Regions from separate parts of the Homo sapiens genome. Here region 2 is linked to region 1. A link is a contact called in ENCODE Hi-C or POLR2A ChIA-PET data. All regions are on one chromosome and are shown on one strand. Each heading gives the region's core, a stretch centred on a gene start or an enhancer-like site at or near the end of the contact. The rest is flanking DNA. Distances are from core to core; before and after follow the strand shown. Region 1 overlaps MGAT3 (beta-1,4-mannosyl-glycoprotein 4-beta-N-acetylglucosaminyltransferase). Region 2 holds the start of APOBEC3B (apolipoprotein B mRNA editing enzyme catalytic subunit 3B).

Region 1 (6,638 bases), core at 1,936-4,435:
CCCTGATGTCTTCCTTTTCTGACTGAGTCCCCCTGCCCAGGGACCTGCCTTTCCAGATCCATTGCTCCAACCGGGGGCAATAGTAGGCTGGCAACTGGCTCTCTGGGAAACAAACCCCTGATGAGTTGGCCGATCGCTGTGCTGTAAATCCTCCCCATATGGCTGATTTTAAGCCACCCATGGCCTAACAAGAGTGTCATAATGGGAGCTGGTACGTGCCAGCTTTAGTCCCCAGGCATTCAGCGGGTGCTTAATAGATGATGGTTGAATGAGGAGGAAAGGATGCAGAGAGTGTTGGTCAGCTAGATTTGGGAGCTGCGGGCGATACTGTAGGTGAGAAGGGCTTTCAGGGGGAGGCATGGGAGGGCTGGAGGTGAGGGGCCACCCTGCACCAGCCCTGGGGTGAGGCTTGAGGGAACGGAGAGCTTCTGGTGTCCTCCCCGTCCTGAGACCCTTTGCACCCCTGACCCTGACGCACACTTGCACTAACCCCTCCTTCGAGGGGCTCCTCTCCACCTTGGCCTGGCCTTGGGGTTCTGCACAGAATGGGCCCCAAGCTTAAGCCAATGAGAGCTCAGAGATGTGGCCCAAGCAGGTCCCAAACCTCATGTTCCATTCCCTTGCTGTGCTGTTCCCTCGACTTGAATTCCTCTTCCATTCACTGTCCCCTGTAACTCTGTTGTCCATCAAAAGCTTCCTCATGACCCCCTTCCTCTGTGACACCAGCCCCACAACCCAAGTCAGACAGACCCATCTCCCCTTCTGCTCTTCCCCCGATGCTACAGCCCCTCCCATGTACACGTTCCTGCCTATAAAAATATCAATAGCCAGCATGTGTTGTGTTCCTATGGCAGCCAGTGACAGAGGTTCCAGGATAGTCCCCTCTACAGATGGGGAAATTGAGGTGCAGTCTCTTGTTCACACTGACCCACTCTTTTTTTTTTTTCTTTTGAGAAGAGTCTCACTCTGTCACCAGGCTGGAGTGCAGTGGCATGATCTCGGCTCACTGCAACCTCTGACTCCCTGGTTCAAGTGATTCTCCTCCCTCAGCCTCCCGAGCAGCTGGGAGTATAGGCACGTGCCACCATGCCCAGCTAATTTTTGTATTTTTAGTAGAGATGGGGTTTCACCATGTGGGCCAGATGTTCTCAAGCTCCTGACCTTGTGATCCGCCTGCCTCGGCCTCCCAAAGTGCTGGGATTACAGGCCTGAGCCACCACACCCAGCCTGCACTGACCCACTCTTTACATCTTAGCTGCAGCATCTCTGGCTCAGGGAAGCCCACATGCTTCCTGGTGTTCTTGCTGTCAGCTCCCAGAGTATCACGCCGGTGTCTTTGGCGTGTTTGTTACGTGTTCCTGATATACTTTCAGCGACACAGGTACTGAGGAGGCCCTCAGTTAAATGTGCAGATGGATGGATGAATGGATGAATGAATGAAAGAATGAATGAATGAGTGAATGAATAATTCTCAGCCCAGGTGAGCAGCCTTGCTGTCCTGCTTATTACTCCTTCTCCATCCCTGATGGAAGGGACTGACCCTCCAGAGGGCAGCCTCACACTACAGAGGGAGGGTACAGGGACCTGCTTGGGAGGGGCTATTGTCCCCACCGCCAGGAAGGGGACAGTGAGGCTTCGGGAAGGGGCGGAGCTGCCCATGGGCTGGAAGCAGGCCAGGAACCCCCTCTCACAGCAGGGAGCTGACAAGGGGACCCACGGCCTTGCCCATAAGTCAGGAAGTTAACCGACTTGTCACGTACTTCTCCTTGGGCTGCCTGAAGTGGAATTCCCCCTTTTGGCTCACTTATTTTCATCTTTTCTATAAAAATAAAATTGAAACAATGGAAATCATTCACACACCTAATTACCGTATTGTTTATGAACTTATTTGGCTCAAAACTTTGGTTCTTACCGAAGTGGGAATCCCTTGAGAGGGGTGGGTGAGGGCCAGGCCAGGGAGACAGACCTGTGCACGTGCCAGGACCTCAGAGCCTGCTCTCCGGCTGCCCTCTCTGGGCAGGCCAGGAACTTCCCAGAAGGAACAGCCCAGAGACAGGGTTCTAAGTGAGGGAGGCCGGCCCGAGTGGGTTCTGGGACTCTGGCTGGCAGGCCTGGTGGTGGATGGCTCCCATGGTTGTCCTCCCCACCTTGGCCTCCGGGTCATCATAATTTGCTGCTCTTTATCAAGCACTTCCTATGTGCTGGGCCCAGGGCCAACCAACCACTTTCTATGCATTCTCCCAGAGATGTCTCTAACTTGCTGAGAGGCAAGCACTATTATCATCCCTGTTTGGCACTTTGAGGGTACCCAGAGTTGGGGGTCCACAGCTGGGAAGTGGCAGGGCTGGGATTGTGTCCAGCCTATAGGACCCTCAGAGAGCAGCCTCCCTCGGTCACCCAGACCTGTTCCTTCTCTCCCGTGGGCTCCCAGCAGGGCCTGTTCCCTGAGGCTTGGAGCCCTGAGACAGCCATCACTTAGCCTCTTGGCCTCCAGGCTTCCCCTTCAAGGCCCTCCTTCTGCCACTGTCCTGGGCCCTGTCTCTGGAACGCCTGCTCAATGTCACCTGGGCGGCCTGCGTAAAGTACCTGTTTGCCAGACCCTAGCCAGCCCTGCTGAGTGAGCATCTCACAACGGGAGGGCTGGAAGCCCACAGTTTAAAAAATACTGACTTGGACTCCCAAAGTAATCCTAGTACTTTGGGAGGCTGAGGCAGGAGGATTCATTGAGTCCAGGAGTCCGAGACCAGCCTGGGCAACATAGTGGGACCCTGTCTCTACAAAAAATTAAAAAAAAAATTAGGCAGGTATGGTGGCAAACGCCTATAGCCTCATCTACTTGGAAGGTTGAGGGGGAAGATCACTTGAGCCCAGGAGGTCAAGGCTGCAGTGAGCTGAGATCGCACCACCACTCTCCAGCCTGAGCGACAGAGCAAGACCATATCTCAAAAATTAAAAAAAAATAAAAAATGCTGCCCTGAGGATACAGAGGCCTGTGCATTCCAAGAGCCAGTTCACAGCTCCCTGGCATCTGTAGTGGCTACTAGATTTCCCAATCCCCAACCCTTGTAACCCAGATCCTGTGACCGAGCCCCCGCCTGTGTTCGTAGCCTGGGCCCCACCAGCTCTTCATACACCGCGCTCACCCCTGCCCCACCGCCCCCGCCATGCTGTCATCCTAGCACTTGCTGCCTCTGCCTCTTCCTGGAAGCAAGTCCCAGGCAGGGCATGATGCCCAGAGCTTGCCTAATGCACTGGGCAAATCTCTCGTGGTGAGTCCTCATCTTGCTACCTGGGGCCTGGCACATGGTTGTGGCAAATTGTGGTGGGTGAGTGATGGTGGCTGCCACAGGAGAGGGGCACAGGGAGAGCTGCAGGTGACTGGGGATGGGTTGGGCCCCCGGGCTGGCACCGGGCATGCACTAGGGCCTGGCTCTGTGCCTGGCACGTAGAAGGCATTTGATGCATATTTCTTGTCTTTTTTTTTTTTGAGACGGAGTTTCACTGTGTCACCCAGGCTGGAGTGCAGTGGCGCGATCTCAGCTCACTGCAACCTCTGCCTCCTGGGTTCAAACGATTCTCCTGCCTCAGCCTTCCCAGGTAGCTGGGATTATAGACGCCCACCACCACACCCAGCTAATTTTTGTATTTTTAGTAGAGACGGGGTTTCATCATGTTGGCCAGGCTGGTCTCCAACTCCTGACCTCAAGTGATCCACCTGCCTCCGCCTCCCAAAGTGCTGAGATTACAGGTGTGAGCCTCTGAGCCTGGCCTGATACATATTTATTTTTTTTTCTTTTTGAGACAGAGTCTTGCTCTGTTGCCCAGGCTGGAGTGCAGTGGCATGATCTCGGCTCACTGTAAGCTCTGCCTCCCAGGTTCACGCCATTCTCCTACCTCAGCCTCCCAAGTAGCTGGGACTACAGGCGCCTGCCACCACACCTGGCTAATTTTTTTTTTCGTATTTTTAGTAGAGACGGGGTTTCACCATGTTAGCCAGCATGGTCTCGATCTCCTGACCTCGTGATCTGCCTGCCTCGGCCTCCCAAAGTGCTGGGATTACAGCCATGAGCCACCACGCCCGGCCTCTGTCAGGCTTTATCTTTCTCCACTCCAGGACCAGAGCTCAGTCCTGAGCCCGGAGCACTTTGCTCTCCCCAGCTCCTGCTCATCTACGCTGGCCTCTGACCTGGTTCCTGCTGAGAAATGCTCTGAACTGGGGGCAGGGGAAGAGGGAGGGGTGCAGTCCCACACGGGCCTGGTGTCTCCTCCTTCACACCACACAGGGGATCCTCAGCTCTCTGAGGCACTCTGGGTAAGTTTCCCAGGGCCCCAGACGTTAAGGTTCCCTCTGCAAAAATGGGTGGGTTCAGCTGGCCACGTGGCCTCTCTGGGCTGATACCCTGGGCTCAGCTACACCCCTTGGAAGGTTTTCCCTTGGGATATGGGCACAAGTGAAAAACAGAGCCATACCCTCCAACTCACTGTGGGCATTCAGTGAAACCATGTGTGTAAGACGCTTTGTTAATTGTAGAACGCTGCACAAACTCATCAGGTCCCTCACCCGTCAGGCAGGCTCTACTGCAGACACTAGACACGATCGAACCACTTCCCCTGCTTAGCACTCAATTTCCATATAGTGAAATGAGGTTTATTTTGGCACCGTGGCCCATGGTTCCTGAGATATGAAAATGAAATCATGCAAAAAAACTCCAGCACTTTGGGAGGCCGAGGGGGGTGGATCACCAGAGGTCAGGTGTTCAAGACCAGCCTGGTTAACATGGTGAAGCCCCGTCTCTACTAAAAATACAAAAATTAGCCGGGCATGGTGGCGGGTGCCTGTAATCTCAGCTACTCGGGAGGCTGAGGCAGGAGAGTCACTTGAACCTGGGCGGCAGAAGTTGCAGTGAGCTGAGATTGTGCCACTGCACTCCAACCTGGGTGACAGAGTGAGACTCCGTCTTAAAAAAAAAAAAAAAAAGAAAAGAAAAAAGCCTGATAGAGCAAAATGCGCACTGCCCGAAGGTGACAGAAACCCATGTTGATGTTGGTTCCAGCAAAAGGTGCATGGGGAAGAGAAAGGCCTGCGAGGAAGGCCCAGTCAGAAGCCAGCCAGGCCCAGGGGTGGCAGGATGGTGGGGACACTGCCCTGCTTCTTTCTCTGTGCTTTCCTGATGTTCTAGAATGGATGAGAAACCTTTAAACCAGAAAAATGCAGTTGTATTCTAACAGCGGGAAGAAAAGGAGCCCCGGAGACAGCCGGCTCCTGCTTGGTCTGATTCTGGGGCCACCGCTTGCGGGCAGTGACCGGCTGTGGGGTCTCACCGTGGGGCTTGCCTAGCACCAGGCACTTCTACCAGAGCAAGTGGATCTGCGGCAGGAGGCCTGTGTTGCTCTAATTCCTGGAAATTGGGTCATGGGAGCCCAGGCCTGGAGCTCCTGGAATGCAGTGCTCTGAGAATTTTGTCCAAACACCTCTGACCTCCTTCCTCCGGGGCTGGTCCAGCCTCTTTCTTCCCCCGCGTCCCCCATGCTCCAGCCTCTTGGGCAATTGTCATACTCCGTATGTGAGCCTCACCTTCCTACTTCCCGGCCTTTGCTGATACTGGTCCCCTGCCCTCCTGAAGAGCCTGCCCCTTCCAGCCCAGCTGCTGCCAGAGCCCCCTCTCCTTAGGAAGCCCCTCCTGCCCCTCCCAGACAGAGGTGCCCGCAGGGCAGGAGCCAGGGCTGCTTGTTTCACCTCCATGCTGAAGCCCAGCGGGCGTGGTCATCCCTGTTGGCTGATGTTGTTACTGACCCCGGCCTCTAAGTGCTTTTCCCACTATCCTCCTACACACGGGTCAAGTTCTGCCTAGTGGTAGCGTTATTTGTCATTGCATCTGAGCCTTGATCCTGGGTGGGGTCAGTTTCTGTTTCTCTCCCAGCTTCTGACTCTGTACCCAGTACACTTTGTGCCCGGTACAGAGCACTCATCTGTCCATCCGTTCTTTCAGCAATTACTCCCTAAGTGCCTATTGTGCGCCGGTGACTGAGCTAGGTGGCAGGGGCACAGCTCTGCTGACATCAGGGTGGGCGGCTTGCAGTTTGCTTGCATGTGTTTTGTGCATGCTACATGTGTATGCACACAGCATGAACATCTCCATCACATATAAACTAGCGTCTCTTAGGCTGCGCAGTCCTCTAGGCACCTTGTGCATTCCTGGTTAATTCAGCGAGTGTTGACAGAGTGCCCACCAAGCAGGTGCCAGGCCCTGACATGAAGTCTTTGCCCTTGTGAAGCACCTGTCTTGTGGAGCCATTGCAGTGAGAGCTGGTGCAGAGGGTGAAGGGCAGGGGGTTGGGGCAGCATCCTGGAGAGATGGGAAAGGGGTGGGGAAGGGAATTTCTGCCTGGCTGGGGTGTGCTTTGGGATCCCCTCTGCGGCCCTGGGGGCATCCCAGGCCTAGGAAAGCTGGACTGGGCCTTCTCGCTTTGGGAGTGCAGGCAGCCCCATCTCTTTGGTTCCGCTGCTCTCAAGAGCCCCAAAGAGTGATGAGGCTAAGAAGGTAGGAGTGGGCAGGAGCCCTGCTGCTGGGCACCGCGAAGAGAATACGAAGTACAGTGTCCCAAAGAGGAGACACATGGACACGACACGGGACCTG
Region 2 (6,638 bases), core at 1,936-4,435, 480 kb before region 1:
GGCACCTGCCCCTCTCTCAGCTGGGTCTGGACCCGCCTCCCAGGCTCAGGCTGCAATGCCTTTCTCTTTCTCTTTGCAATTCCGTTGGGTCCTGCCCAGGACAGATAAAGACAGAGCAGCCTGTCTTTATTGGAGGTTCCTCTGCCAGCGGGAAGGGTCCGGGGAAAACCAGAGCCAGAGCCAGAGCCAGAGAAACATGAAGCACCCCGGGGCCTCCCACACCAATGCCTGAGCAGGAATGGGGAGGGGCCATGACTCATAAGGCCCTGGGAGGTCACTTTAAGGAGGGCTGTCCAACTGCAAGGACGCTGTAAGCAGGAAGTGAAACCACAGAGCTTCAAAAAAAGAGCGGGACAGGGACAAGCGTATCTAAGAGGCTGAACATGAATCCACAGATCAGGTACCGCTGCCCACTCTGCCTGCTGGGCCCCTCCTGCCCCTTCCTGCCTGGTGGTCCTGCTGGGCCTCAACCCTGGCCTCCCCCCGCCCCTGCCCCAGCCCTGGGCTCCCTCCCCTCTGGCTCCCCTGCCACACGAATCCCAGTCAGGCTCTTTGTCCTGCTGTGTGGTCACCCCACTGCTGCTTCTGAATGGGCTGCCTCCCCTACCTGCACCAGCCCAGGCCCCGTGCTGAGACTCTCCCTTAAAGTCATGCCCGGACTGGTGCTCCCCGCCCTGGGAGGGTGCTCCCTCTGTGTGCTTCCTGCCACTCCTGAGCTCAGAAACTGGGAGAATTGAACCAAAGGGTAATTGGAGCAATCAGGCATTTTTGTTCTCAGTGTTTTGATGAAATTTCTGTAAGAATTACTTTGCTTAAATACAAAGTCTTAGGAGAGGGTGCGGGGGTAGGAATGGTCTCTGAAGCACATGATAAATCGTGTCATCCAAGGATGACTCCATGGTGAGCAGATGTCCCCAGACAGGTTCCACTCCAAGGTCACTCTTCATCTTTTAGAACATGACCAGTGGTTGAGCGTGGTGGCTCACACTTGTAATCCCAACACTTTGGGAGGCCAAGGCGGGCGGATCATGAGGTCGGGAGTTTGAGACCAACCTGGCCCATATGGTGAAACCCCGTCTCTACTAAAAAACATACAAAAATTAGCCAGGCATGGTGGCGCATCTCTAGTCCCAGATACTCAGGAGGTTTAGGCAGGAGAATTGCTTGAACCTGGGAGGTGGAGGTTGCAGTGAGCTGAGATCATGCCACTGCACTCCAGCCTGGGCGACAGAGTGAGACTTCATCAAAAAAAAAAAGAAAGAACATGATCAGTAACATGGAATGTGAGAATGTGGGAAAAAAGTGCAATGATGAGGAGAAATGCTCTGATTTTAAAATTTAGTGAAAAGAGAGCCCAGTCCCCAACAGCTTTCTCCTACAGGATCCGTGATGCAGAGGCTGGACAGGGCTGGCCTGGAAAGGGGCCCCTGCTCCATCCGTCCCCAGCTCTGTGGCCTCGGCAGGTTACCCCGCCTCTCTGTGCCTCTGGCATCTCCTCTGTAAGATGGGAATGGCCCCTGCAGGCCTAGGGTAGCCTCACGTGAGCTCACACCCGCTCAGCACTTAGAAGAGTGGCCTGGGCCTCAGAATTCAGTTCTACCATGATTTTAAAATAATGTTAACACGCAGAGTGAAACATCAGGAAGGAATTGAGCTGAAAGGTTAAAAGCTATTTTTTAGGGGTGAAGGGTTTTATTCTCTTTTGCATTCTCCTAATGGGTTGGGGAGTGGGTTGGCAGAAATACTAGGAGGGTGGGGAATGTACCCCTGGAAAGGCCAGAGTTGGACCCGAGCTGGGAGAGATCACCCCAGCCCGCCTGCCAGCATCCCCTCCTCTTCCTCTCCCCTCAGTCTTCCTGCCTGGGAAGGCAGCAGAAATTCTCAGGGCTGTGGAGGGGTCGGGGAGGCCCAGGGCCATCCTGGGAGCTGTGTTCAGTGGACATGAGCCCCGAGGACTCCCGGGAGGGCTCCCTGCATGGGCCGGTTTCTCTCTTGTGCCTTCAGAAATCCGATGGAGCGGATGTATCGAGACACATTCTACGACAACTTTGAAAACGAACCCATCCTCTATGGTCGGAGCTACACTTGGCTGTGCTATGAAGTGAAAATAAAGAGGGGCCGCTCAAATCTCCTTTGGGACACAGGGGTCTTTCGAGGCCAGGTACCACCCAAACTTCAATCGAATCACAGGCAGTGTTGCAGGAATTAGAGGACTGGAGAGACTGATATGGGTGAGACAGGAGGATTTATTTAGGTGCACTGGTTCAGCAGACTCACATCCAAAAAGGCTGAGCCCTTAACAAAGACAGACTGAGGTATTTATAAGCAAACTTACAGAAGCAGAACAAAGGCGATTAATCAAACAGTGACAGGTCACATAATCTATAGCATAACAGATGACTTAGCATAACTTGGGGCCTTCTATAGCTGGTGGCCTTGCAGCTACATCAAAAGGAAAACAGGAACTGGCTAAATACAGACATTTGTAAAATATAGTTATAATGGTTCTGGAAAGGAGAGACAGTAAAGGAATTTGTCTTTTTTTTAAAAAATTTTTTTAAAATTTTCTTCAACCTTGCCCTGGAGGGGTGTGGGGGTGGTGTCTGGAGCCCATTCCTTTGGCCTTGACTTTTCAGGCAGTGTTATAACTGTCGTTGGAGTGAGCTGGCTAGGCAGAGGAAAACTTGTTCTTCTTTTCTTTTTAACCCTTGCTACAGTAGGACCTAAGCAGCTGGAAATGCAGAAAACACAACAATAAGTAAAATGCCCAGCACTGGGCTCTCAATTGTGTATTTTTCCCACATTTCTTTTTTCTCTTTTTTTCCTTTTTTTTTTTTTTTTTTTTTTCCGAGATGGAGTCTCGCTCTGGCACCCAGGTTGGAGTGCAATTGCACAATCTTGGCTCACTACAACCTCCACCTCTCAGGTTCAAGTGATTCTTCGGCCTTAGCCTCCCGAATAGCTGGGATTACAGAAGGCTGCCACCACGCCCAGTTAATTTTTTCTATTTTTAGTTGAGACTGGGTTTCACCATGTTGGCCAGGCTGGGGAATTCCTGACCTCAGGTGAGTCACCTGCCTTGGCCTCCCAAAGTGCTGGGGTTACAAGCATGAGTCACCGCACCTGGCCACTTCCCACAGTTCTGTTTTTTTGTTTTGTTTTGTTTTGGTTTTTTTTTAAGACTGAGTTTCACTCTTTGTTGCCTGGGCTGGAGTGCAATGACTCACTCTCAACTTCCACCTGCCAGGTTCAAGTGATTCTCCTGCCTCAGCCTGTGAGCTGAACAGTCACATGAGGGTGAAGGTTGTTGCCACAAGCTCAGGGGATGCTCCAGACAGAGTGGCCTGGGATGTCGAGTCACAGCTGCTCCATGCCACGGGGACAAGAGGAAGCAGGAGTTTAGTCTGACACACTGCCCTTCCAGATAGAGGGCAAGAGACAGAAAGAGGGGCTGAAGTCACCCTTGAATAACCACAGCAGTGGCACCCACAAAGGTGCAGTCCCCACAGCCTCATAGCCTCTTCTAGGTGCCACCTCTTAAGGCCATTACAATAGCCATTAACACTGAACGTGAGCTTTGGAGCAGACAATCACTCAAACTAAACAGGGGGGATGGAGGAAAGGAGCTTCAATGGCAAGATCCCCTGGGCTCCTGTCCTGGCCCCTCCTCTCCCTGCCCCACCCCTGCACTCCTCCTGCTCCCCCTCTCAGAGCATCCCCTGCCCCCTGCTCCTCTCCCAGGTGTATTTCAAGCCTCAGTACCACGCAGAAATGTGCTTCCTCTCTTGGTTCTGTGGCAACCAGCTGCCTGCTTACAAGTGTTTCCAGATCACCTGGTTTGTATCCTGGACCCCCTGCCCGGACTGTGTGGCGAAGCTGGCCGAATTCCTGTCTGAGCACCCCAATGTCACCCTGACCATCTCTGCCGCCCGCCTCTACTACTACTGGGAAAGAGATTACCGAAGGGCGCTCTGCAGGCTGAGTCAGGCAGGAGCCCGCGTGACGATCATGGACTATGAAGGTGAGAGGTGGAGGGGTCAGGGGAGCGTGAGCGGGAGGAACAGCATGAAAGATGGATGGATCTGCAATGCCATGGCTGGGGGTGTCCCAGGGCAGCCTGCAGGGGTGGGACTGGCACTGACTGCAACTGACAGCCAGGAGACCAGGCCTGGGAGGACAGGCCAGGGTCAGGGGAGAGCCTGACTGCTTCCCGCTTCTTCATCTCAGAATTTGCATACTGCTGGGAAAACTTTGTGTACAATGAAGGTCAGCAATTCATGCCTTGGTACAAATTCGATGAAAATTATGCATTCCTGCACCGCACGCTAAAGGAGATTCTCAGGTGAGGGTCTCCCTCTGGCCTCATCATCTCTCTCCTCTCACCTGCTCATCCTCCTGAGGCCTCCGTTGGCCTGGCCCTCCCGCCCTCCCTCTTGACCCACTGCCTGCCCTCATGGTCACACCACCTTCCCTTAACTCCTGGTGCTCCCTCCACACTGCCTCCTCCCTGCTTTCCTGGGCCCTTCCTGTGAGTAAGAGGCCCCTTCTGCCTCTAAGGCACCTGGGTCTTGGACTAGAGGAACAAACAGCAAGACAGGGTGGCCTGGGACACCAGCCGCTGCCCTTCTGTGACATGGGGACAAGAGGAGGCAAGAGCTCAGCCTTCCAGGGAACAACTCTGGGCAGGAGATGTGGAAGGAAGGAGCTCAGTGTGGGGGCACCCATGGCATCCTGGGGGGACATCTGAGGGCCACCCCCACCCGCTATTCCTCCCTCCAATGGTGGCCTCTGAGTGTGAAGGCATGGGGGAAGGCAGACACCTGCCCCTGACTCTCCCTCACTACCACATAGCTGCTGGGTGGCTGGGGACGGGGGGGGTCCCTGGGATGATTCCTGAGGGCAGGATCCAGGGGTCCCTCCAGATGTCCTCCCATCCAGGTGAGAAAGCAGCATAAAGTGAGGCTTGCACTCAGATGGGCCTGGGAGGTCACTCACAGCGCAGGTGTCTCCTGGAACAAGGGCCCTGGAAGATAGAAATAGAATCCAAACCCAGGACTAACATCAGGGCCAAGACAAGCCTGCCAGGGAGGCTGCACATGAAGCCCCAGATCAGGGACCACTGCCCGCTCTGCCCATGGGGCCTCTGCTGCCCTTTCCTGCCTGGTGGTCCTGCTGGGCCTCAGCCCTGGCCTCCCCCTGTCCCAGCCCCAGCCCTGGGCTCTCTCCCCTCCTGTTCCTCTGCCACCCCCACTCCCAGCCAGGCTCTTTGCCCTGTTGTGTGGTCGCCCCACTGCTGCTTCTGAATGGGCCACCTCCCCCACCTGCCCCAGGCCAGACCCCCTGCTGAGACTCTTCCCTGAAAGTCACCGCTGGGCTGGTGCTCCCTGCCCTGGGAGGGTGCTCCCTGTATATGCTTCCCACCATTCCTGAGCTCTGGAACTGGGAGAATTGAACCAAAGGATGATTGGAGCAATCAGGCATTTTGTTCTTAGCATTTTGATGGAATTTCTGTAAGATTTACTTTGTTTCAACACAAAGTCTTAGGAGAGGGTGTGGGGGAGGAAATGGTCTCTGTACCAGAAAATAAGTCATTTCTTCCAAAGACGCCTCCGCTGTGAGCAGAGGAGGATGCACACGACCCCAGACACAGGCTCCTCCTCCGTGAGCACCATTCACCTTTTAGAATGACACCTGCAACATGGAGTGTAGGAAAACATATGATCAGGAGAAATGCTCTTATTTTAGGCAGGGCACGGTGGCTTATGCCTATAATCCTAGCTCTTTGGGAGGCTGAGGTGGGTGGATCACTTGAGGTCAGGAGTTGGAGATCTGCCTGGCCAGCGTGGCAAAACCTCCTCTCTACTGAAAATACAAAAAATGAGCCAGGCATGGTAGCGGGAGCCGGTAATCCCAGCTACTTGGGAGGCTGAAGCAGGAGAATCGCTTGAACCCGGGAGGGACAGCAGTGCTGGTCACGGAAACACCCAGGACTCAGGACTGAAGCACAAGTGTTTCCAGTCCCCACACACTAAAAAGGAGACAAGAACTCCTCTTCGAGCTTTTCTGATGAGCACTCACCTCTCACCCTCAAACCCCTGGGGCCTCTCTTTTCCTCCTGACCCTCTCTCTGGACCTGGCCTCTTGCTCTAGGTTCCCAGTTTTGGTCCCAGTGCTGGTCTCTCCTCCAATGGTACCAATTCCAGGTCTCCTTCCACCTCCTGGGGCAGATGCACAGGGAGCCTGAAAATCCCAGTGGATAATGATGCTGTGCCCCAGCCAGTGAAGACAGTTGGAGAGGGGATTCTCTTCACTTGTCTTTAAATGAGCATCTACTATTTCTTGCAAATGTTCCATGTCTCTGGACTTGGCCTAAGCCATTTTTATGTTCAGTGTCATCTCGTTCTCCCTAATATTTAGAAAAGGGTGTTGCTTGTAGGACCACTTTGCTATGAAGAAGCCTTGTTTCCTTTTCTTGAGAACACAAAGCAAGTGAGTGGTAGAGCCCAGATTCATACCCAGGTCTACTAGAAATTGTGGCAAACAGAGATTCCTTCCTTCCTTCCTCCCTTCCTTCCTTCCTTCCTTCCTTGCTTCCTCTCTCTTTCTCTCTTTCTCTTTCTTTCTTTCTTTCTTTCTTT

Evidence for each region. Hi-C counts contacts between places; a loop is a spot of excess contacts on that map. ChIA-PET counts read pairs that join two places held with the same protein, here RNA polymerase II (POLR2A). Pooled maps may share reads with other maps.
Region 2: a pooled map shows a loop between it and region 1 (5-fold over the local background). The contact joins two enhancer-like sites. A Hi-C loop is called at or near these places in 2 of 50 pooled maps. POLR2A ChIA-PET finds 5 or more read pairs at or near these places in 2 of 52 experiments (GM12878 and activated B cell).

What each region holds. Positions count from the first base shown.
Region 1 is chr22:39,460,971-39,467,608 of GRCh38, forward strand. The region is part of intron 1 of MGAT3 (beta-1,4-mannosyl-glycoprotein 4-beta-N-acetylglucosaminyltransferase); the gene reads left to right. Among named protein-coding and RNA genes, the nearest start is that of MGAT3, 7.3 kb to the left of the region's middle. RefSeq lists enhancers at 1,493-1,562, 6,064-6,113, 6,124-6,173, 6,586-6,638. Within about 2 kb of position 3,186, at least 12 of the 41 ENCODE cell types and tissues checked have a DNase peak (open chromatin) inside an H3K27ac peak, as active enhancers do; they include GM12878, where a contact is called at or near this core.
Region 2 is chr22:38,982,071-38,988,708 of GRCh38, forward strand. It overlaps APOBEC3B (apolipoprotein B mRNA editing enzyme catalytic subunit 3B), which reads left to right and starts at 277. Exons shown (of 8, transcript NM_004900.5): 1 at 277-400; 2 at 2,005-2,161; 3 at 3,742-4,021; 4 at 4,228-4,342. The coding sequence starts at 384. RefSeq lists silencers at 411-460, 4,425-4,620 and enhancers at 2,659-3,858, 2,901-3,190. Within about 2 kb of position 3,186, at least 9 of the 41 ENCODE cell types and tissues checked have a DNase peak (open chromatin) inside an H3K27ac peak, as active enhancers do; they include GM12878, where a contact is called at or near this core.